Regions from separate parts of the Homo sapiens genome. Here region 1 is linked to region 2. Evidence: chromatin loops called from intact Hi-C (ENCODE). Cell type or tissue: tibial artery. All regions are shown on one strand. Links, peaks and the distances in the headings refer to the core of each region. The heading gives the core; the rest is flanking DNA. Region 1 overlaps VESTAR (VEGFC mRNA stability associated lncRNA). Region 2 has its middle 14 kb from the start of LINC02280.

Region 1 (11,331 bases), core at 1,462-9,461, 180 kb before region 2:
CTTTCAATAATGGATAGAACAACTAACAGAAGATAACGAGGAAGTAGACAACTTCAACAACACTATAAATCAACTAAACTAAACCTAACAGATCTTGAAAAAATGGTCCACACAACAATATCAGAATCCATATTCTTCTCAAGAGCATATGGAAGGTTCTCAAGGATAGACTATATGTTAGGCCAAAAAAAACACCTCAATAAACCTAAAAGGACTGAAGTCATGCAAAGTGTGTTCTCCAATCATAATGTAATAAAATTAGGAATCAATAACAGAAGGAAATTTGAGAAATTCACAAATAGGTGACGATTAAACAACACAATTCTAAATAACCAATGAGTCAAATAAAAAATGTCAAGAAAAAATTTAAAGTACTTTGATATGAAAGCGAGTGGGGGCATAACATACCAAAACTTATGGATGTAGCTAAAGTGGCTAAATAGGGAAATTTAGACCAGGCGTGGTGGCTTAGGCCTGTATCCCGCACTTTGGGAGGCCGAGGCGGGTGGATCACGAGGTCAGGAAATCGAGATCATCCTGGCTAACATGGTGAAACCCCACCTCTACCAAAAATATAAAAAATTAGCTGGGCGTGGCGGCGTGCACCTGTAGTCCCAGCTACTTGGGAGGCTGAGGCAGGAGAATGGCGTGAACCCGGGAGGCGGAGCTTGCAGTGAGCCAAGATTGTGCCACTGCACTTTAGCCTGGGCGACAGAGCGAGACTCTGTCTCAAAAAAAAAAAAAAAAAAGAAAAGAAACTAGAGAAAAAGCAAACTAAACCCAAAGCAGAAAGAAGAAAGGAAATAACAAAGGTGACAGTGGAAATAAATAAAATGGAGAACAAGCCAGGCATGGTGGCTCATGCCTACAATCCCAGCACTTTGGGAGGCCAAGGCGAGCGGATCACGAGGTCAGGAGTTCGAGACCAGCCTGGCCAAGATGGTGAAACCCCCGTCTCTACTAAAAATACAAAAATTAGCCGGGCGTGGTGGCAGGCGCCTGTAATCCCAGCTACTCGGGAGGCTGAGGCAGGAGAATCACTTGAACCCGGGAGGTGGAGGTTGCAGTGAGCTGAGATCGTGCCACTGCACTCCAGCCTGGGTGACAGAGCAAGACTCCATCTCAAAAATAAATAAATAAATAAATAAAAATGGAGAATAAAAAATAGAGAAAAATCAGTGAAACCAAAAGTGAATTCTTTGATAAAATCAATAAGATTGACAAACCTTAAGTTGTACTGACCTACAAAAAAAAAAAATAGAAAAGCCTTAGATTAATAAAATCAGGAATGAAAGTAGGTACAGTAGGACTGACCTTCAGGAAATAGAAGGGATGATATGCTCGGAATAACTGGAGGCCAATAAATGAGATAGTCTATATGAAACTGACACATTTCCGAAAAGTCACAAACTAATGAAACTAATCCAAGAAGAAATTTTAAAAAGCTGAATAGGACTTTAAGAAGTAAAAAGATAACTCTCTTGGGTCTGTGCCTTCAAGATGACAAAGAAAAGAAGGAACACTGGTTGTGCCAAAAAGGGCCATGGCCATGTGCAGCCTATTTGCTGCACAAACTGTGTCCAAAGACAAGGCTGTTAACAAATTCATCATTTGAAGCAGTAGAGGCCACAGCAGTCAGTAACGTTTCTGAAACAAGCATCTTCAAAGCCTACGTGCTTCCCAAGCTGCACGTGACGCTACACTGCTGTGTGAGTTGTGCGATTCACAGCAAGGCAGTCAGGAATCCATGTCGTGCAGCCTGCAAGGACCAAACAACCCTACCTGGATTTAGACCTGTCTGTGCTGCCCCACAACCACCATCAAAGCTCATGTAAGGAGCTGAGTCCTTAAGGACTTAAGAAAAACTATTCTCGGCCGGGTTCGGTGGCTCACAATTGTAATCCCAGCACTTTGGGAGGCCAAGGCAGGCGGATCACGAGATCAGGAGTTTGAAACCAGCCTGGCCAACATGGGGAAACCTCATCTCTACTAAAAATACAAAAATTAGCTGGGCATGGTGGCAGGTGCCTGTAATCCCAGCTACTCAGGAGGCTGAGGCAGGAGAATTGTTTGAACCTGGGAGGTTGGAGAGAGCCAAGATAACGCCATTGTCCTCCAGCCTGGGCGACAGGGTGAGACTCTGTCTCAAAAAAAAAGAAAAAAGAAAAAGTATTCTCTGGAGAAAATTAAAGTAAGAAGATTAAATTAGTGACAAACAAAACAAAACAAAAACAAAAAAATAACCTCTCTATAAAGAAAACCTTAGCCCTTTTGGCTCCACTGGTGAATTCTACCAAATATATATATATATTTTTTTTTTTTTTTTTTTTTTTTTTTTTTGCGACGGAGTCTGGCTCTCTCACCCAGGCTGGAGTGCAGCGGCGCGATCTTGGCTCACTGCAAGCTCTGCCTCCCAGGTTCAAGCAATTCTCCTGCCTCAGCCTCCCGAGTAGCAGGGACTACAGGCGCCCGCCACCCCACCACACCTGGCTAATTTTTTTTTCTTTTTTTTTAAGTAGAGACGGGGTTTCACCGTAGCAGCCAGGATGGTCTCTATCTCCTGACCTCGTGATCTGCCCATCTCGGCCTCCCAAAGTGCTGGGATTACAGGCGTGAGCCACTGTGCCCAGCCAACACTGAACACTATTAAACGTCATTTAAAGAAATTAAAAGGCTGGGTGCGGTTGCTCACACCTGTAATCCCAGCACTTTGGGAGGATGAGGCAGGCAGACACAAGGTCATGAGACTGAGACCAGCCTGGCCAATATGGTGAAACCCCATCTCTACTAAAAATACAAAAATTAGCTGGGTGTGGTGGCGCACGCCTGTAATCCTAGCTACTCAGGAGGCTGAGGCAGGAGAATTGCTTGAACCTGGAAGGCAGAGGTTGCGGTGAACTGAGACTGCGCCACTGCACTCCAGCCTGGGCGACAGAGCAAGACTCAAAAAAAAAAAAAGATGAATTTTATGGTATGTGAATTATATCTCAATCTTAAAAGTTTTTAAAAAGAGAATGAAAGAAGAGGAATTAGAGGCATGGCATGTAGACAGCATTCTGTGGGCGTCTTGCAGTAAAGATCTATGCCTTTCTTTTCTTTTCTTTTCTTTTTTTTTAATTGAGACAAGGTCTTGCTGTGTCACCCAGGCTAGAGTGCAGTGATATCATCATGGCCCGGACTCCCAGGCCCAACCCAAGGGATCCTCCCACTGTAGCCTCCCCAGTGGCTGGGACTACAGGCCCATGCCACCATGCCTGGCTGATTTTCCCTTAATTTTTTTGTTGTTGTTTTTAAAGAAATGAGGTGTCACTATGTTGCCCAGGCTGGTCTCCATCTCAAATAAATAAATAAAATACCACAGACTGAGTAATTTATAAATACTAAAAATGTATTCCTCACAGTTTTAGGGGCGGGGAAGTCCTAGGTCAAGGCCAGCAGATGTGGTGTCTGGGAGGGATTACACCCTCTTGCTGTGCCCTCACATAGAGGAAGGGGCCAAAAGGCCTAAAGAAAAGAACCCGCTGCCTCAAGCCCTTGTGTAAGAGCACTAATCCCGTCCGCCCTGCCCTGGTCACCTCCCAAAGGCCCTACCTCTTAATACCATCACTTTGCAACTTAAGTTCCAATATATGAATTTTGGATGGACACAAACATTCAAACCATAGCACACACAAAATAAGCTTAAATATTTTATTTTTTGAGACAGGGTCTTGTTTTGTCACCCAGGCTGGAGTGCAGTGGCCCCATCTCAGCTCACTGCAACCTCTGCCTCCTGGGCTCAAGCAATCCACTCACCATGGCCTCCCAAAGTGCTGGGACTACAGGCGTGAGCCACTGCACCTGGTCTTTTAAAATTTTTTTTTTTTTTTTGAGATGGAGTCTCCCTCTGTCGCCCAGGCTGGAGTGCAGTGGCGCGATCTCAGCTCACTGCAAGCTCTGCCTCCCAGGGTCATGCCATTCTCCTGCCTCAGCCTCCCGAGTAGCTGGGACCACAGGCACCCGCTACCACGCCTGGCTAATTTTTTGAATTTTTAGTAGAGACGGGGTTTCACGTGTTAGCCAGGATGGTCACAATCTCCTGACCTCGTGATCCGCCTGCCTTGGCCTCCCAAAGTGCTGGGATTACAGGCGTGAGGCTGAGGCAGGAGAAAGGTGTGAACCCGGGAGACGGAGCCTGCAGTGAGCCAAGATCGTGTCACTGCACTCCAGCCTGGGCGACACAGCGAGACTCTGTCTCAAAAAAAAAAAAAAAAAGAGTGACCACTGGTCGTCCTCACTGCTACACTCCCACCAGCACCATGAGAGTTTACAAATGCCATGGCAACATCAGGAAGTTACCCCTTATGGTCTAAAAAGGAGAGTCATGAATAATACACCCTTTGTTTATCATATAATAAAAATAAAACCATAAAAATGGTCACCCAGCAGCCCTCTGGCCCGCTCTATGGAGTGGCCATTCTTTTATTCCTCTAATTTCTTAATAAATTTGCTTTCGCTTTACTTTGTGGACTCGCCCTGAATTCTTTCTTGCGTGAGATCTAAGAACCCTCTCTTGGGATCTGGATCAGGACCCCTTTCTGGTAACCCCATGAACCACAGACTCACTCTCAGCCCTGGATCCCCATGCCTCTGCCACTGAGGCCTGAGGGACCACCTCTCCCGCCCCTGCCCTGAGCACTCTGGTGTCTCCGGCCAGCCCTTTCTCTCCAAGCCAGGCTCCTCCCACCCTCCCTGCCTTCTCCAGCCGTGTACCAGACACGAACCTGTGGAAGGAGAGCCCGCAGCTCCTGGGGCACCTGCATTCAGCCCAGCCCCTCCTCCCTGCCCCGTCCCTGGCCTCCCCCAGCCCCTGGCGGCTTCTTCTCTGCGGCCTCCTCCTAGTGGCTGGCTGAGCAAAGGACAGGAGGTACTTAGCCTTATCATCTGCCCTGCCCCTCCAGGACTGCAGGCGCCAAGCCCCCTGCACGCCCCTACTTCCCCGATGGGACCTCCCTGCTCCCAGCCAGTCAGCCTCCCAGGGAAGCTTAAGGCTGCTGCCTGGCTCCAGGGCGACGGCTGTTGGTGCTGGGGCCCAAGACGCAGGAGAGATTCAGACAGCACTTGGGGCCACACAAGACAGTGCCTGGGACGTGTGAAGCACCGCCCTCCCCTGGACGTGAGTCCACCCCAGGGCTTCAACGCCAGCCTGTGCCCACCTCACGCAGGCCTTTCTCCGCGGCTCAGGTGCTTCCTCCCCCCCACCGAAGCGCTGGTGCTAAGGTCACCGCCCTGCCCCACCGTCACTGTTCACTGATACCAGTCCTGGGCGCCCTCCTCGCAGCCCCTGCCCCACTCCACACCGGATCGACCACCAAGGCCTCTGCCTCCTACGCATCCCCAACGCCTTTTCCTTCCTTCCCGCGGACCTGCGGGGCGGGGGCGGGCCTGGCGTTTTTGAGCTGGACCCGAGCAGCCTCCCGGTGACTCCCCTGCTGTTGCCACCTCCTCATTCTCCACTCAAGAGACAAAGCGACCTCCCCGAATGCAAACCCGACCAGCCGCACTCCTTAAAATCCTTCGACGCTTCCCATTTCTCCCAGGGAAAAACTCCCCCACTCCTCCCCACCTGTGTCCGCGGCCCCTGCAGGACTGAGAGTCCGAGGTCTCCGCGCCGTCACCTCCCCCGACGCCCTTCCAGCTTCCCTGGGAGCCCGGGGCCATCCTCCGAGCCCACCCGCCCCCTCACCCCCGCAGACCCCCCTGCAGACCCTAGCAGTCCCCTGCGGCCCGTCTCGCCTTGCGGACGAAGCCGGGGCGCCCGAGGTCTCCGCCCTCTGAGCTTGCGTCCCCATCCCCAGGGGCCCCCAGCACAGTTCCTGGGGCAGGGCTGGAGCTCATCAGCCCCGGGACGGAAGGTTAGATTCCCAGGATCCACCGTGTCCAAGGGTTGCATTCCCACTCGAGCCCCGCCCCTCCGGCAGCCCCGCCCCCTCCGGCAGCCCCGCCCCCTCCGGCAGCCCCGCCCCTCCGGCAGCCCCGCCCCTCCGGCAACCCCGAAAAGCAGAGCGCGGCGGGAGCCATTGCGAAGTTTGCCGCCAGGGGGCGCGCGGGGAGCGGGGCGCAGGGCTGGCGGGGAGTGCGGAGCCGGGCGCGGGGAGAGGGCGGGACGGGTGCTCCTCCCGGATGCCCAGGGCGCCCAGCGCCGCGGGAAAGGCGCCTCCCCAGCAGGACGCCAGGCTCTGGGGCTAGCGCTCCTCGCCGCAGAGAGCTTGGGGCTGGCCACGGGTGGCCTGAGGATGACTTGGGACCGCCCCCCGCTCCAACGCCAGCTGTCGCAGTCTGCTCCGCTTCCCAGAAGGACCAGACCTTTCGCTTAGGGATTTCATTTTGGGAACTCCCTTTAAAGCGCTTCATTCATGCCGCAGTGCCTTGAGGGCGAGGATTGGCCACACCCTCCTAGGGACAGTGCTCACCCCGGCCTGAGCTTAAGAACAGGAGTTCCCCAGCCTCGTCAGACGCCCCACCTAGCCCTCCCAGCCCACCCCCCGCATATCCCCCTGCTCTGTGGTCTTGCACTGCCGCAGCGCTCCCACCACCGCCTTGCCCGTGTGCCCTCCAACCAGCGCCAGGGGTTGCGGTCAGAGCTCAAGCCCGATCTGGTCTCTCCGGGGATCAAACCTTCCTGCAGCTCCCATCGCACTCGGAGTGAACATCCAAGACCCCAGGAGAGCTCCATAAGGCCTCCACACCTTCCTCTCCCTCTGGCTCCCCTCCCTGCCGGTGCTCCGGGATCTCCTGCCACTTCGCTACGCCCCAGCACGCCCCAAGCCCCACATCAGGCTTCTGCTCCTGCCAGTCCCTCCGCCCCAGCCATTTCCTGCCTCTGCTCAAATATTCCCAGTCAGCGAGGCCATCTCCGCCAATCCTCAGACTGCCGGTATCTGTCATTCCGATTCTTTTCTTTCCTTAAGAGACGGAGTCTGACTCTGTCGCCCAGGCTGGAGTGCAGTGGCACCATCTCGGCTCACTGCAAGCTCCGCCTCCCGGGTCCCGCCATTCTCCTGCCTCAGCCTCCTGAGTAGCTGGGACTACAAGCACCCACCACCACGCCTGGCTAATTTTTTTGTATTTTTAGTAGAGATGGGGTTTCACCGTGATAGCCAGGACGGTCTCTATCTCCTGACCTCGTAATCTGCCCGCCTTGGCCTCCCAAAGTGCTGGGATTACAGGCGTGAGCCACCGTGCCCGGCCCGATTCTTTACTTTTCTATTGGCTTTTAAGCTGGGGAACCTGCCACCTGCCTTCATGAATCCCACCCAGAAGAGTCTTGGGGACTTCTAGAATCATCTGGAGTCCACAAATAACCATCTCCATCAGACACCAGAAATCCTGCAGAGTGCACCTCCACCCAGTTCCTTGTCTGTGCCTCTGCATCTCTGTCCTCACAGTGGCCCCTATCCCTAAAACCAGCCCAGGTCAAAGCCTCTCCAGTCTTGACTTCTCATCCACAGGACAGGCCCACAGACCCCTGTGATCAAGATTTCCAAACCTCCCAGAGTTTGCTCAGGTAGCAACCCTGGGGGATCCTCCATCCATCCAATTATCTTCCTAGCCAACCATCTTTAAACATCCATCTTTCCACCACCTATGCATCTGTCCTTAACCCCATCATACCATCTATTCAACCATCTGTCCAACCATCCATCCATCCACCCAACCAACCATCCATCAATCCATCCAACCATTCAACTGTCCATCCAACCTATCATCTACCAACCATCTATCCATCCATCAGTCCACCATCAATCCATCCATCCAATCATCCCTATCCATCCAACCATTCACCTATCCTACCATCCATCCATCAATTCATCCAACCATTCACCATCCAACCATACATCCACCCACCCAACCATGCAACCATCCACCAGCCTACGATCCATCCAAACATTCATCCAACCATCCACCATCTTACCATCCATCCATTAATCTATCCATCCAACCATTCACCATTCTACTACCCATCTAACCATTTACCTAAACATCTACCATCCTACCACCCATCTATCCATCCACCATTCTATCATCCAGCCAATATGCATTCATCTAACCCTCCATCCATCCATCCATCCATCAATCCATCCATCCAACCACCCACCATCCTACTGTCCATCCAACCATTTATCTACCCATCTACCACCCCACTGTTCATCCATCCATCCAACATCCATCCATCCTACTATCCATCCAGCCAATTATCCACCATCCACCATCCTACCATCCATCCAACCATACACCACCCGAATATTTATCCCACCATCTATCCAACAATCCACCCACCCTGTATCCATCCTTCCACCCATCCAACCATTCATCCATCCCTGACCCATCCAATCATCCACCTGTATCTGTTTTTTGGGGGGGGGTTTGAGATAGGGGTCTCGCTCTGTCACTCAGGCTGGAGTGCAGTGGCATGATCTTGGCTCACTGCAACCTTGCCTCCTGGGTTCAAGCAATCCTCCCACCTCAGCCTCTGGTATGGTTTGGCTGTGTCGCCACCCAAATCTCATCTTGAATTCCCATGTGTTGTGGGAGGGACCCAGTGGGTAATTGAATCATGGGGACAGGTCTTTCCCATGCTGTTCTCGTGATTCTGAATAAGTCTCATGAGATCTGATGGTTTTATAAGGAGGAATTTCCCTGCATAAGTTCCTTCTCTCTCTTGTCTGTCACCATGTGAGATGTGCCATTCCCCTTCTGCCATGATTGTGAGGCCTCCCCAGCCACATGGAACTGCAAATCCAATAAACCTCTTTCTTTTGTAAATTGCCCAGTCTCAAATACGTCTTTATCAGCAGCATGAAAATGGACTAATACAACCTCCCAGTGAATAGTTGGGACTATAGGCACGTGCCCCCATGCCCAGCTAATTTTTGTATTCTTCTTCTTCTTTTTCTTTTTTTTTTTTTTTTTGAGACAGGAGTCTCGCTCTGTCACCCAGGCTGGAGTGCACTGGCACCACCTCGGCTCACTGAAACTTCCACCTCCCAGGTTCAAGCGATTCTCCTGCCTCAGCCTCCTGAGTAGATGGGATTACAGGTGCCCGTCACCACGCCTGGCTGATTTTTGTATTTTTAGTAGACACAGGGTTTTACCATCTTGGCCAGGCTGGTCTTGAACTCCTGACCTTGGGATCCACCCGCCTCGGCCTCACAAAATTCTGGGATTACAGGCATGAGCCACCACGCCCGGCCTTTTGTATTTTCAAACGTCCAGCAGCACCACTGGTTGCGCACCTCATCTGGAGGGAAGGGAGGGCCTGGAGGACAGATTTACGTTGATTAGGCCTAACTCACAGGCAGGAGATGGCTCTGTGGACTGGGGAGGGGAGCTAAGGAACTGCTTGAAAGGGCAGGGGCTAAGACATTTGTAATCCATGAAAATGCTGGAAGCATTCCCTGCAGAGGAGGGGCTCAAAACCAGGGAGGCCTTCGGTGGACGGACACATCATGGCCTTGCCACGCCTCTGCAGTCCTTTGCACAAAGTGGCTGAGGCCACAGGCATGGTGGCCACACAGGCTCCGTAGCCTATTCACCCCCACCAGACCCTTCCAGCAGCATGGACAGCTGGGCGCCCATCTTTCCAACAGCGAGGATGGTGTCTGAGCCCTGATGTGGCACCACCCCCTGTGGGGAGGGCAGCCAGCCTCCAGGAAGCAGGCAGAGCACACGGCGTGCCTTTTGTCGAGAGCCAGTCCTTGCAGGGATGGATCCTCAAAGGGACGGGTCCTCGCAGGCTTCTCCCGCCAGCATGCCATCCTTGGCCTCCTTCGCTGCCTTGGGATTCCACAAATGACACTTGTAATCCAGGGCCTTGTTTCAGAGGAAAACCAGTGTGGCGATAAGCTTGTGTCCATCAGTTCCACTGGTCTCACTCCACGCCCTTCACCTAGAAGCAGGAGGCCTAACAGACTGGTGGAATGGTTGCAGCGGGGAGACTGCACCCCTTAACACTGAGATGCAGGCCTGTGGGGGGCAGAACAGGCTTCTAACCTGGGACCGACCTAGGAGGCCGTTTCCCCACCGCCAGAATGCCGAACTGGAGGTGGCCATGCCTGTGAGAGGGCTTCTGTGGACGGACGCCAGTCACGGCCTTGCCACGCCTCTGCAGTCCTTACACAGAGTGGCCGTGACAGCTAATCGGCTATGGAGGGATTTTTCTTTCCCACTCTGGTAAGGTGGGGTCGCAGGAGTGGCAGTCCTGGCTCCCGGTCCTCTGGGGAACGTGGGTCTGCTTCCCAAACACAGGAGCAGAGATGCCCTCTGGCCATGTGGGGCCGCTCACTGCCGAGCTGACCGCTGGAGAAGGGAGCTCCGCGGGCCAGAGATCTCTGCAGAGGAATCTCTTCGGAGAGATCCCTGCAGGAGGGTGGGAATGCTGCCTCAGGTGAGGAGGAAGCACTGTGTCAAAACCCAGGGATTCTGGGGCACTGCTCGATATTCCCATGTCACCTAATAAAGGTCCGTGGAAAACTAGGGCAGCTCCCACAGACAGAGCTGTGAGGCTCAGAGCCGGCCTGAGTGAGGACTCGGGTCGAGGTGCCTGGTAGAGACCCCAGCCTAAGCGTGGCAGAGGGAGAAGCACATCGGATGTGTGGGGAGACAGAAGCTGTTACGGGTCGAATTGTGTCCCCTCGAATTCATATGTTGAAGGCCTAACCCCCAGGGCCTCAGAATGTGACCTTGTTTGGAAATAGGGTCTTTGCAGATGTGATCCATCAAGTTAGGGTGAGTCATCCCGGGAGTGTGGGCCCCTGATCCTGTGTGACTGTGTCCTTATAAAGACGGGAAATTTGGACACAGCTCGCAGGGAGAATACCATGTGAAGATTCGGGCAGAGATTGAGGCGCTGCCTCCACCAGCCAAGGAACAGCAAAGATGGCCTGCAAACCCCACGAGAGTGGAGGAGAGGCCAGGTTCCCCACAACTGCCTCAGACCCAACCAGCCCTGTGGACAGCTGGAGCCTCCAGAACTGGGACCACACGCTGCTGCTGTTCACGCCCCGTTGGAGGCACCTCCTTACAGTGGCCCTAGCACACCAACGCTGGAGCTGTACTCACCAGTGCGGGCCCCCGACCCGCTCCTGCGTTGCAGGCCGGCAATGCCCCGACCCAGGAGCTCTGTCCTGAGGTCCATGCTGCAGAGTTCCTTGCTGTGCCCTCCTCCAGCTCAAGGGACATGGCCCCTCAGCACCTAGCCCCTTCCGTCTAGGTTGCTGCCCACACAGGCCTGAGCCTGCTTCCCAGACGGCAGGCCTCTTCCTGGGGTCTGCCTCCTGGGTGGACGCCGCC
Region 2 (11,331 bases), core at 2,308-10,307:
TTCCTCTTTCTTGACAGCGCTTGCCTGTGGGTGCCAGGACCCCACATGCTTTTGGTTCCCCTCTGGATGAGTGAGCCCAAGTTACCGTAACAGAAGACCTCAGCCTGGGCAGCTTAGACGATAGACCTTTATTTTCTCACAGCTCTGGAGCCTGGAAGTCCAAGATCAAGGTGCCACCAGTGTCAGAGCTGGTTTCTCATGAAACCTTCTCCCGGCCTTGCTGCGCCCACCTCTGGTGTCTCCTCCTCTTCTTGGAAGGCCACAGCCCTGTTGGATTAGGGCCCACCCTTATGACTTCGTAAAGGTCGTAGTTACCTTCTAAAGACCCTATTTCCAAATCAGTCACATTGGGGGTTGCGGCTTGACATAAGGATTTGGGGGGGCCACACTTCAGTCCATAGCACCCTCCTACCTCCCTGGCTGCCCCACCTCTGCCTCTGTCATCCCCTCCTCTCCCCGAGGAGAGGCCTCCTCTCCGGAGGGGCCGTGCCCCATCTCATCTATGAAGACTGCCCCCCGCCCCCGCTCCCGCGCTGTCTGTGCACCGTCAGCCTCCCACCGCCCTCCACGTCCTCAGAAACACACACTTGATGAGGCTGAAAGAACCGTGACTCTCTCGCCCGCCCCCACCATCTGCTTTTGCCTCCCGTGGGACACCCCACCACTTTGTCAAGCCCCGAGCCAGCCTCTCTCCGTGTTCTTCCCTCCCCTCACTGCCTCCACACCGAGGAGCTAGGCACTGCTTCCTAAGTCTCCCTTCCTGCATTGCTCACCACCTCCCCTGCCGCCACCATGTCCAGGGGCCAAAATTGTTCTGTCTGTTCTCCCTCCCTCCGCTGGGGCCTGAGGGCAGTCTGCTCCCATGGGAGCCGGCGGGATGCTGGCAAGTCACAGATGCAATCCTGTCCATGGCTCCCGCCTCCCTGCAGGTTACAAACATGCCTCCCTTTTCCTGCTGTTGGAATGAAGCTCAGAACCACGGCCCTGAGGCCCCATCCTGTCTGGTCCTGCTGCCTTCAGCCACGTCTCAGACCCCTTTCTGCGCCCGTCTGCCTCCAGCCGCACTGACATCAGTGCCAGGCATGCGCCTCTTCCCTCCTTCCCCAGGGCCTTTGCACGTGTAGCTCCCGCTGCCTGAGCACTCTTCCATGGCTCTGGCTCAGTCTGACATTCTATTTTTTCCTTGGAGAGTTAAGTGGAAGTTATATGCTCTATTTCTATTTTAAAATAGTCACTCTTAGAATTTTAACAAGTATATTTAGAATTCAAAGATAGCCAGTGTTTCCATCCTCCTCCTGATCACGCCCCTCCTGGCTCACAGATCATTACGACTGCCCAATACTCAGGTCTGCCTTGCCTTTATCACCCTCCACTTTCCACAGGGCTTTGTTGCACACAGCCAGCACTCGTTGAGGTTTGCACATGTTTGCACCCCACTCTTTCTGGCAGCCCAGGCGTCCCCTCTTTCTGAGCTGTATTCTGTGGAGGTTGCTCTGCTAAGGAGCTGGGTGGTGGCGCAGTCATTTTGCTGATCTGATGCTTCTCCCACACCCGTAAGTGGGAGTGGAGCAGGGCGTGTGGGTCCGGCTGCTGCCTCTGCCTCGGCACTTCAGAGACGGTCATCTGCTCCTGTTCTTGCCGTTCGCGGGGTCTGCCTCCAGCAAGTTCTCCTTCAGCATTCTGAGTGTACCACGGGACAGCTAGGTATGGGCTGCTTTTATTCTTCCTGCTTGAGAGTGCTGCACTCTTGAGGCTGAAGTTTCCATATTTTATCAGTTCTGGAAAATTCTCAGCCATATTGTCAGGGAGCTGGTGGGCTCTCCCCGTTTTATTTATTTCCACCTCTTGGAATTCCTTCCTTCCTTCCCGCCTTCCCACCTTCCCTCCTTCCCTCCTTCCCTCCTTCCTTCCTTCCTTCCATCCTTCCTTCCCTTCCCTCCCTCCCTCCCTTCCTCCCTCCCTCCCTTCCTTCCTTCCCTCCTTCCCTCCTTTCCTCCCTCTTCCCTCCCCTTCCTTCCCCTTCCCTCCCCTTCCCTTCTCTTTTCTTTTTGAGGCAAGTCTCGCTCTGTCACCCAGGCTGGAGTGCAGTGGCATGATCTCTGCTCACTGCAAGCTCCGCCTCCTGGGTTCACGCCATTCTCCTGCCTCAGCCTCCCGAGTAGCTGGGACTACAGGCACCCACCACCACGTCTGGCTAAGTTTTTGTATTTTTAGTAAAGACAGGGTTTCACTATGTTAGCCAGGATGGTCTCAATCTCCTGACCTCATGATCCGCCCGCCTCAGCCTCCCAAAGTGCTGGGATTACAGGTGTGAGCCACCGCGCCCGGCTTCTTTTCTTTTCTTTCTTCAGAGTCTCGCTTTCCTGCCCAGGCTGGAGTGAAGTGGCGCAATCTTGGCTGCACTGCAACCTCTGCCTCCCAGGTTCTCCGGGATTCTCCTGCCTCAGCCTCCCGAGTAGCTGGGATTACAGGCACCCGTCATCATGCCTGGCTAATTTTTGTATTTTTAGTAGAGATATGTTTTCACCATGTTGGCCAGGCTGGGTTCGAACTCCTGGCCTCAAGTGATCCACCTGCCGTGGCTTCCCAAAGTGCTGGGATTACAGGCATAAGCCACTGTGCCCAGCCCCTCTGGAATTTCGATCGGAAGTACGGAAAACCTTCTTATCCATCTCTCCTATGTCTTAACCTCTTCTGAACCCCCTTAACACCTCCTATCTGTCTGTGCCGATTAGGGGTGATCACAGTCTTCCCTATCGATTCCTCACTTCCCTCTTGATCTGCATCAAATCAGCTGCCAGACCAGCTGACTGGGGGCTTGTTTCCACACCGTCTTCCCATGTTTCCAGGTACAGTTCAAGTTCAGTGGCAGTAAGTACATTCGCATTGTTGTGCAACCAATCTCCAGAACTTTTTGACCTTCCCAAACGGAAACTCTGAAACAGCAAACACAAACTCCCCACACCCTCCTTCCCCCAGCCTGGCACCCTCCATTCTGCTTTCTGTCTCTGCGGTTTTGACTGCTCTGGGAGCCTCACAAACATGGAGTCAGGCAGCACTTGCCCTTTTGTGTCGGTTCTTTCCCTCAGCATAATGTCTTCAAGCCTGAGCTGTGTGGCAGCCTGTGTCAGGACCTCCTGTGTTTGTTGTTGTTGTTGGTGTTGTTGAGGCTGGATAATATTCCCCTTGATGGATACGCCACTTTTTTCTTTTTGAGACAGGGTCTCGCTCTGTTGCCCAGGATGGAGTGCAGTGGCGCCATTATGGCTCACTGCAGCCTCGACCTCCCTGGGCTCAAGCAATCCTCCCACTTCAGCCTCCTGAGTAGCTGGGACTACAGGCGCACACCAGCATGTTTAGCTAATTTTCGTATTTTTTGTATTGATGGATTTTCACCTGTTGGCCAGGTTGGTCTTGCACTCCTGAGTTCAAGCGGTCCACCCGTCTTGGCCTTCCATGTGATGGGATTACAGGCGTGAGCCACCTCGCTCGGCCTGGATACACCAGGTTCGCCCAGCCGCCTCGCCCGGCCTGGATACACCAGGTTCGCCCAGCCGCCTCGCCAGGCCTGGATACACCAGGTTCGCCCAGCCGCCTCGCCCGGCCTGGATACACCAGGTTCGCCCAGCCGCCTCGCCAGGCCTGGATACACCAGGTTCGCCCAGCCGCCTCGCCCGGCCTGGATACACCAGGTTCGCCCAGCCGCCTCGCCCGGCCTGGATACACCAGGTTCGCCCAGCCGCCTCGCCAGGCCTGGATACACCAGGTTCGCCCAGCCGCCTCGCCAGGCCTGGATACACCAGGTTCGCCCAGCCGCCTCGCCCGGCCTGGTTACACCATGTTCGCCCAGCCGCCGCGCCAGGCCTGGATACACCAGGTTCGCCCAGCCGCCGCGCCAGGCCTGGATACACCAGGTTCATCCATCCGTGAGCACCTGGGCTGCTTCTACCTTCGTGTGTTGGTGAATGATGCTGCTGTGGACACGGGTGTGCAGATATCTGTTCAAGTCCTTGCACTCAGTTCTTGGGCGAATACCCAGAAGTGAAATGTCCGGATGATGTGGCAATTCTAATATAAGTTTTTGAAATACTGTTTGAAATATCGCCATTCTGGTCTCCACAGTGGCTGCACCGGTTTGCCCTCTCTACCGTAAACACCCTCCATGCTCTGCGATTCATCCCTTCCCCCCCGCTAACCCTGGCAACTACGGGTCCTTTTACTGTCTCCGTAATTTCCCCTTCTCTGGGATGTCCTAGAGTTGGAATCATATAGTATGTGGCCTCTTCAGACTGGCTTCTTTCACTCAGTAATATGCATTTAGGGTTCTTCCATGGATTTTCATGGCTTCACAGCTGTCTTTTAAGTTTATCAACTTCATATAAACACACTGCCCTGCTTTGTCCTCAGGTTCTGTGAGTTTCGAAGAGGTAGTTTAAGGAGTCAACTGGGTTGGACTACAAGTTTTTGTTCTTTTTCTGTTTGGAAAAGCAACAGTGCATATCACCAGTTCGGGATTCCTGGCTCAATACCACCAGCTCGGGATTCCTGGCCCACAGGCCTTGAGCATGAGACGACTGTGGTTCTGAGGCTAGATATCGTAACCTCTCCATATGGAGAAGGATGCGGGAGAAGTGATCACGGGCTTGGCTCTCCCCAACCCCCCTGTAAAACATGAGCCACCGAGATTGCACAACCGGAGACACAGAGGACACTGTCCACAGTAAAGCCTGGTGGCAGCATGTTCCCCTGGAACACAAAATAAGAGTGGGCAGGAAGAGACCACCAACCTGGTGGCTGGCGAGCACGAGGAAGCTGAAAGCAGTGGTGGGCATTGGTGGGCTTGGGACGCCATGGACCTCCTCAGGGGCTCCCTGAGCCAACGTGGGGAGCAGCCATGGTGGGAGGGGTGGACACACACTTGGTGGGGAGCCAGGACAGCCCGGTCGGAAACGTTCACAACCGCCAGCCCAAGCCTCCTAAGGGGAGAGTGCTGGGACACAGCGACCAGGAGAAAGGTGCCCAGGCTGAGCCGGGAGAGAGGCGGGTGGGAGCACCTAGAGCCGCACACGAGGGCGCTGTAGAGTCACCGCTGTGCCACGTGGCGCCGGGTCTCCAGGCCCAGCTAGAGGATGCACCTGCTGGGAACAAGCCCTGCAGGAGGGGAGCAGGGGGGCAGCCCTCGACAGCAGGAGCCACTGGGAGATGAACCTGTGCGCGCCAGCAGCTTGGTCCCTTTGCTGCATGGCCAGCGGCTCCGATGCGTAAACAGTGGACAATTATTTCATGGTTTCTGGAGTTGGCATTTAGGAGGGGCTCATTTGGGAAGCTCAGGTGCGGGGTCTTGCACGTGGTCAGATGCTTGCGGGGATGGCTGTCATCTGAAGGCCTGGCTGTGCTCAAGTATCTGTCCAGGTGCCCCATGTCAGAGGGAACCCAGGCCCGGTTGTGCCCAGGGTGTCTGGTGCCTGTGGGCCGGGCCGTGGGTCTGCTCCTGTACCTGGTGCTGGTCACTGGGCCCCTCCTGCGGCCACTTCTCACTGACAAAACGCTGCCCCGCTTTGTCCCCAGGTTCTGTGAGTTTCAAAGAGGGGTTTCAGAACATCCCCTCCACCATGTGGTGGGATGCTGACTCCGGAGCATGGACTGTGTGCTGGCAGCACGTGGACTCCGCAAAGACAGACTGGCTTAGCCTTCCAAGCGAAAGCCGTCAACACCTCTGCTCTACGGAGGGGGAAACAGAGGCCCAGGGAGGTGAGGTGGCTCCAGGAGGAGCTAGGCTGTGATGGGCAGGGGCCAGGGAGGTGAGGGCTGTGGGGACTCAGCTCTGTACCCCAGCCTCGCGGCACCTCATGGAGGCCAGCCTGAGGGCCCTCCAGACCTGGGAGTCCTGCCCTGCGGCCCACAGGCCCGATGGCTTCACAGGTGGTAGAGGCCTCCAGTGCAGATCCCCGTCCACGCCCTCCTTCTGGACTTCCTGGCTGAGGCCTTATATGTCAAGAGTGGGTAGGGGTGGGGAGGTTAGGTGTGCCCCCACTGTGCCCGGCAGATGCTGGGGATGGGGAGGTGCTGGCAGGTGGGCTGGGGCTGCCCTTGGCCCCACCTTTCCAGTGTGAAGTTTGTGCAGCTTCTGCCTGGCCCAGTCGGGGTGTGACTGGCCTCAGGTGTGGGCCGTGAAACCCCAGGCCCACCCTCCCACTCCCAGCCATTCCTTGAAGGGGCCCAGGCCACCTGCACTGGAGTGGGACGCAGGTGTCTGCAGCGTTCAGGAAAGATGGCAGGTGTCCACGACACCCCAGCCACGCCCAGGACCTTCTGGACAGGCTCCTGTAGGGGTGGGGGTGGAGTCCTAATTATAGGGAGCCTGAAGACCAGGCCAGGACTTCGAGGCATCTTGATGCTACCCATCCCCAGACCCAGCGGCTCTGCCCCAGGGTGGGCCCCAGCCAGCCAGAGGAGCCCCGAGGCTGGGAGATGGGGAGACTGAGGCAGGGTGGGCAAGCGCTGGGTGGTGCGGGGGCAACCAAACCAGGACCCAGGCAGGAGGCTGGAAGCCCCCTGGGCCCCCTCTGTCCCTGCACCTCCTCTCCCCCTCCGCCCCCTCTTCCCCTGCGCCCCGCTCGGCCAGGGGGCGCCCGCTTCAGTGTCCGTTTGGGGGGCGCGGCGCGCCCTCTGGCGGTAAGCGGTGGCATCGCCCTCCTTTGTCAAGGCTGACGACGGGGGAGGAGGAGGGGCAGGGAGAGGGAAGCGGGGATGGAAGGAGAGAGTGGGGAGTGGAGGGTCCGCAGTCAGGCGGGGGCTGCAAAGGCGAGAACGCCTGGGAGGACGTTCCAGGGCGGGGCGGGCTCACGCGGCTCCGGGGCAGCGAATGTCCAGACCCTCGACTTCCTCGGCCCCTCGGCCTCCCCACCCGGAGCATGGACTTGCCCGGACGCCCAGAAAGCCGCTCTCCACCCTGGGGCTGGTGGCGTCGCAGCCCCCGACCGCAGCAGCGATTCCCGGTGGCCCGTCTCAGGTTTGCGGAAGTGCTGCCCCAATCCTCCTTTGTCCCGTAGACTTGTTCGTGTGAACAAAGACGCTCAGTGCTAGCCCCTAAAACCCAAAAAGCAGGAGGACATTCCACGCGGGATAGTGAGTCTTTTCAACAAGTCGTCGTCACCCATGGAAACAGGGGCTACACGGAAAAAAGCCCGTCCCCTTCATCGGGAGATGCATCCCCAATGAAAACTTCCTTTTTCTGTGTAACAATTTTTAATCAAAATGTATAATATAGATTATTTATATCCCAATCAGTGGTTTTGAGGAACTGTGGGCTAATAATTGAAAAATAATGAATCCAGTAGAAACATTTAAAGATAAGAGACTTATGAAGTAAAGAATGAAAAGTGGCATTTCAATTTATACACATATTTCCATTACGGAAAAGCACAGTGAGGCCAGCGGAGGACTTGGAGCAGAAGATATGTCATGTTGGCATAAAATTCTGTGGGCAAAGTGGAGGGAAAATACAAGGCAAAGGAGAAAACATTTAAGTCTGTTAAAAAATTGTCTCTTAAAAATTGATGATTAAATCACCATGATATTTAGATTTCGTTGGATTCATTTAAAAGACTGGCCAACATGGTGAAAACCTGTCTCTACTAAAAATACCAAAATTAGCCGGGCGTGGTGGTGGGCACCTGTAATCCCAGCTGCTCGGGAGGCCGAGGCAGAATTGCTTGAACCTGGGAAGCGGAGGTTGCAGTGAGCCGAGATCACACCATTGCACTCCAGCCTGGGCCACAGAGCGAGACTCCATCTCAAGAAAGAAAGAAAGAGAGAGGGAGACAGAGAGAGAGAGAGAGAGAGAGATGGCGGGAGGGAGGGTGGGAGGACTGGTCCAACCGTTATCTAATGAATATCAATATGAACCAGCGATCCGTGCAGCAATATGGATGACTTTATAAACATGATGCTGAGCAAAAGAGACCTTCCACAGAACAGGACCTGCTGTGATTCCTTTTATGTGGTGTTCTAGAACAGGCAAGAAATCGTACCAGGGGATGTCTTTTGGGGTAGGGTGGGGGTGGGGCTTTGCCAGGAGAGGGCATGAGGGAACATTCTGGATTGGTGGTGGTGTTCTCCCTCTTCGTAGGTGTATGCGTTTGTTAGAAGTCATCTAGGCAACCACTAATCTATTATTATTATTTTTTTTGATATGGAGTCTTGCTCTGTCACCCAGGCTGGAGTGCAGTGGTCACTGCACCCTCCACCTCCCAGGTTCAAGCAATTCTCCTGCCTCAGCAGCCGAGTAGCTGAGATTACAGGCGTGCACCCCCACACCTAACTAATTTTTGTATTTTTAGTAGAGATGGGGTTTCACTATGTTGGCCAGGATGGTCTTGAACTCCTCACCTCAGGGCTTCCACCGCCTTGGCCTCCCAAAGTGCTGGGATTACAGGCGTGAGCCACCGTGCCCAGCCTTTACTTTCTGTCTCTATGGATTTCTCTCTTCTGGACTTTCATGTGGATGGAGTTGTGTAGTGGGTGGCCCTTTATGTCTACCTCTTTTCCCTTAGCTTACTGTTTTCAAAGTTCATCCACATTGTAGCATGTATCAGTAATTCATTCCCTTTATGGCCAAATACTATTTACTACATGTAAATTTTACTTTAAAGAAAAAAAGGAGGCCAGGCCCAGTGGCTCACACCTGTAATCCCAGCACTTTGGGAGGCCAAGGTGGGCAGATCACTTGAGGTCAGGAGTTCAGGACTAGCCTGGCCAATACAGCAAAACCCCATCTCTCCTAAAAAATAAAATGAAATAAAAAACTTAGCCGGCTGTGGTCGTGGGCGCCTGTAGTCCCAGCTACACAGGAGGCTGAGGCAGGAGAATTGCTTGAACCCAGTAGGCGGAGGTTGCAGTGAGCTGAGATTGCGCCATTGCACTCCAGCCTGGGCGACAGAGTGAGACTCCATCTCAAAGAAAAAAAAAAAAATAGAGAAAAGGGGCCAGGTGCTGTGGCTCATGCCTATAATCCCAACCCTCTGGGAGGCTGAGGCAGGAGGATCACTTGAGCGCAGGAGTTCAAGACCAGCCTGGGCAACATAGGGAGACACCAGCTCTACAAAAAATAAAAAAAAAATTAGCCGAGTTGTGGTGGTGCATGACTGTAGTCTCAGCTACTTGGGAGGCTGAGGAGGGAGGATCACTTGAGCCTGGGAGGTTGAGGCTGCAGTGACCCACGATTGCACCACACTGCACTCCATCCAGCCTGGGTGACAGGGTAAGACCCCAGTAAATCATAAATGAATATTGAACTTCAGTTCCCTATGTAGGAAGTAAAACTTCCTCTTCAAAGTTTCCCTTCTTGTTAAAGAATAAATCGTGTTAAAAAAAATAGTTTCTTTTAGAGACTAACTTCCTTCAAGACTCCTTGCTTTGTGCTAGTAACTCTTTGTGAAGCCCTATCCTATGTAGCTGTTAAACATGCTCACAGGCACGTAATACATTCCATGTCTTTGTACTTTAACCAAAATATCTGTACCGGACGTGCTCGCAGGCATATCCCAGCTCACAGCCTATGCCCCTTCCCTATTTGGCAAAAGCAACTTCTTCTTTTCCTTTGTCTTTCCATTACTTTTACCTATTTGGAAAAGTTTTAAACTTTTAGCCAGTTGGGTTTTAGTTTAGATTGTGAGGCCTGGCTCCAGCCAATGGAGACAGGACACAGTACCAGGGACAAACTGTGTACAGGATAAAAATTGCTTCCCTCCTTTGTTCAGATGTGCTCTCGCCATTGTTGCATTTGCGATGGGCACCCTTTCTGCAGAAAGTAAAAATGGCCTTACTGAGAGAATTAAATTTATGTTCAAGTGCTGTTTCTTTGCAGCACTGGGGAACGAGCATTCTATTTCTAAACAAACATTTTTACATATAACACCCTATAATCTGCCTGCTGAAGGGCTCAGAGGGAGTAGACTGCAATTTACTTTAAAATGTACTAAGGGCCGGGCACAGTGACTGATGGCTGTAATCCCAGCACTTTGGGAGGCCAAGATGGATGGATCACCTGCGGTCAGGAGTTCAAGACCAGCCTGGCCAACATGGGGAAACCCTGTCTCCACTAAAAATAAAAAAAATTAGCTGGGCGTGGCGGCGGGTGCCTGTAATTCCAGCTACTAGGAAGGTTGAGACATGAGAATTGCTTGAACTCAGGAAGCAGAGGTTCCAGTGAGCTGAGATTATGCCACTGCACTCCAGCCTGGGCGACAGAGTGAGACTGTGTCTCAAAAAAAGAAAAAAAAAAATAGGAGGCCGGGCACAGTGGCTCATGCCTGTAATCCCAGCACTTTGGGAGGCCAAGGTAGGCAGATCACTTGAGCTCAGGAGTTTGATACCAGCCTGGACAACATGGCAAAACCCCGTCTCTACAAAAAATACAAAAATTAGCTGGTGTGTTGGTGTTGGCGCCTGTAAACACAAGCCCAGCTACTCGGGAGGCTGAGGTGGGAGGCTCCCTTGAGCCCAGGAGTGAGCTGAGATCACGCCACTGCACTCCAGCCTGGGTGACAGAGTGAGACCCTGTCTCAAAAAATAAAACAAAATAAAATGAAACATATTTAAAAAGACGGCCGAGGGACGCATAGCTGGTGGGGAGAGGGAGCAACCAGGGCAGAGCTTGGACCATATATGCGTTAATGGGAGACTCTAGAAGGAGGTAGATGGTGTCTGCTGTACAATTCTTTCAACTTGGCTGTGTGTTTACAAAGGTTCAGAATAAAATAGTAGGGAAGATGTTTGAAGAGCCCTGCGGAAGAAGGCTTGGGTTGCGGAGTTGGCGTGGTGGTCCCTCCGCCTGGTCCAAGCTGGCTGCCCCTCCAATGTCCCTGATCTTGAGAAGTTGCTGGCTGAGCTCCTGGAGGCCCTGCATGTGAGTGGGCATGAAGAGTGTGAATACCTGTGCTGTGGAGGCCTGGGGTTGACTCCTGGCATGTAAAGCCTGTTTCTGTTAGAGTTTGGAAGTAACATGTGTTCCCTATTTGTGAGGAACAATACAATAATACAGCCCAACAATACAATAACAAGTGACATCACTACAGCTGGGGAGGAGATAGAGAGGGAGGAATCAGGGTGTGATTCCAGGCTCTCCTAAATTCCAGGCTCTCCTAAATTTCTTTTGAGTCATATTTTCTTTCTTCTTCTAGTTTCTTAAATGAAAGCACACTTTCATCCTTTCTTACCTTTTATTAGAATTACTTAAGGCTAGGCTGGGCACAGTGTCTCACACCTGTAATCCCAGCACTTTGAGAGGCCGAGGCAGGCAGATCATGAGGTCAGGAGATCGAGACCATC

What was found. A loop is a pair of places that touch in the nucleus more often than their neighbours do. Peaks named below come from ENCODE experiments on the same cell type or tissue, not always from the same donor. Only the 100,000 strongest peaks of a DNase experiment are listed, where the experiment ranks them.
Region 1: it touches region 2 in a loop (2.9-fold over the local background); 5 of 110 quality-filtered maps call a loop at or near these places.

What each region holds. Positions count from the first base shown.
Region 1 is chr14:104,821,340-104,832,670 of GRCh38, reverse strand. VESTAR (VEGFC mRNA stability associated lncRNA) reads right to left here. Exons shown (of 1, transcript NR_024396.1): 1 at 8,953-11,331. It also overlaps the pseudogene RPS26P49. Among named protein-coding and RNA genes, the nearest start is that of VESTAR, 5.8 kb to the right of the region's middle. RefSeq lists enhancers at 4,234-5,019, 5,020-5,805, 9,808-10,439 and a silencer at 5,955-6,124. In tibial artery, for the core only: CTCF peaks have their summits at 4,885 (motif pointing left) and 6,140; a DNase peak (open chromatin) is centred at 5,990; H3K4me3 peaks cover 2,297 bases; H3K27ac peaks cover 1,453 bases.
Region 2 is chr14:104,645,848-104,657,178 of GRCh38, reverse strand. No RefSeq gene overlaps it. Among named protein-coding and RNA genes, the nearest start is that of LINC02280, 14 kb to the left of the region's middle. RefSeq lists enhancers at 7-116, 333-833, 834-1,334, 3,752-4,253 and silencers at 6,535-6,614, 6,695-6,774, 6,785-6,934. In tibial artery, for the core only: a CTCF peak has its summit at 6,687 (motif pointing left); DNase peaks (open chromatin) are centred at 5,348, 5,748 and 6,671; H3K4me3 peaks cover 651 bases; H3K27me3 peaks cover 1,578 bases.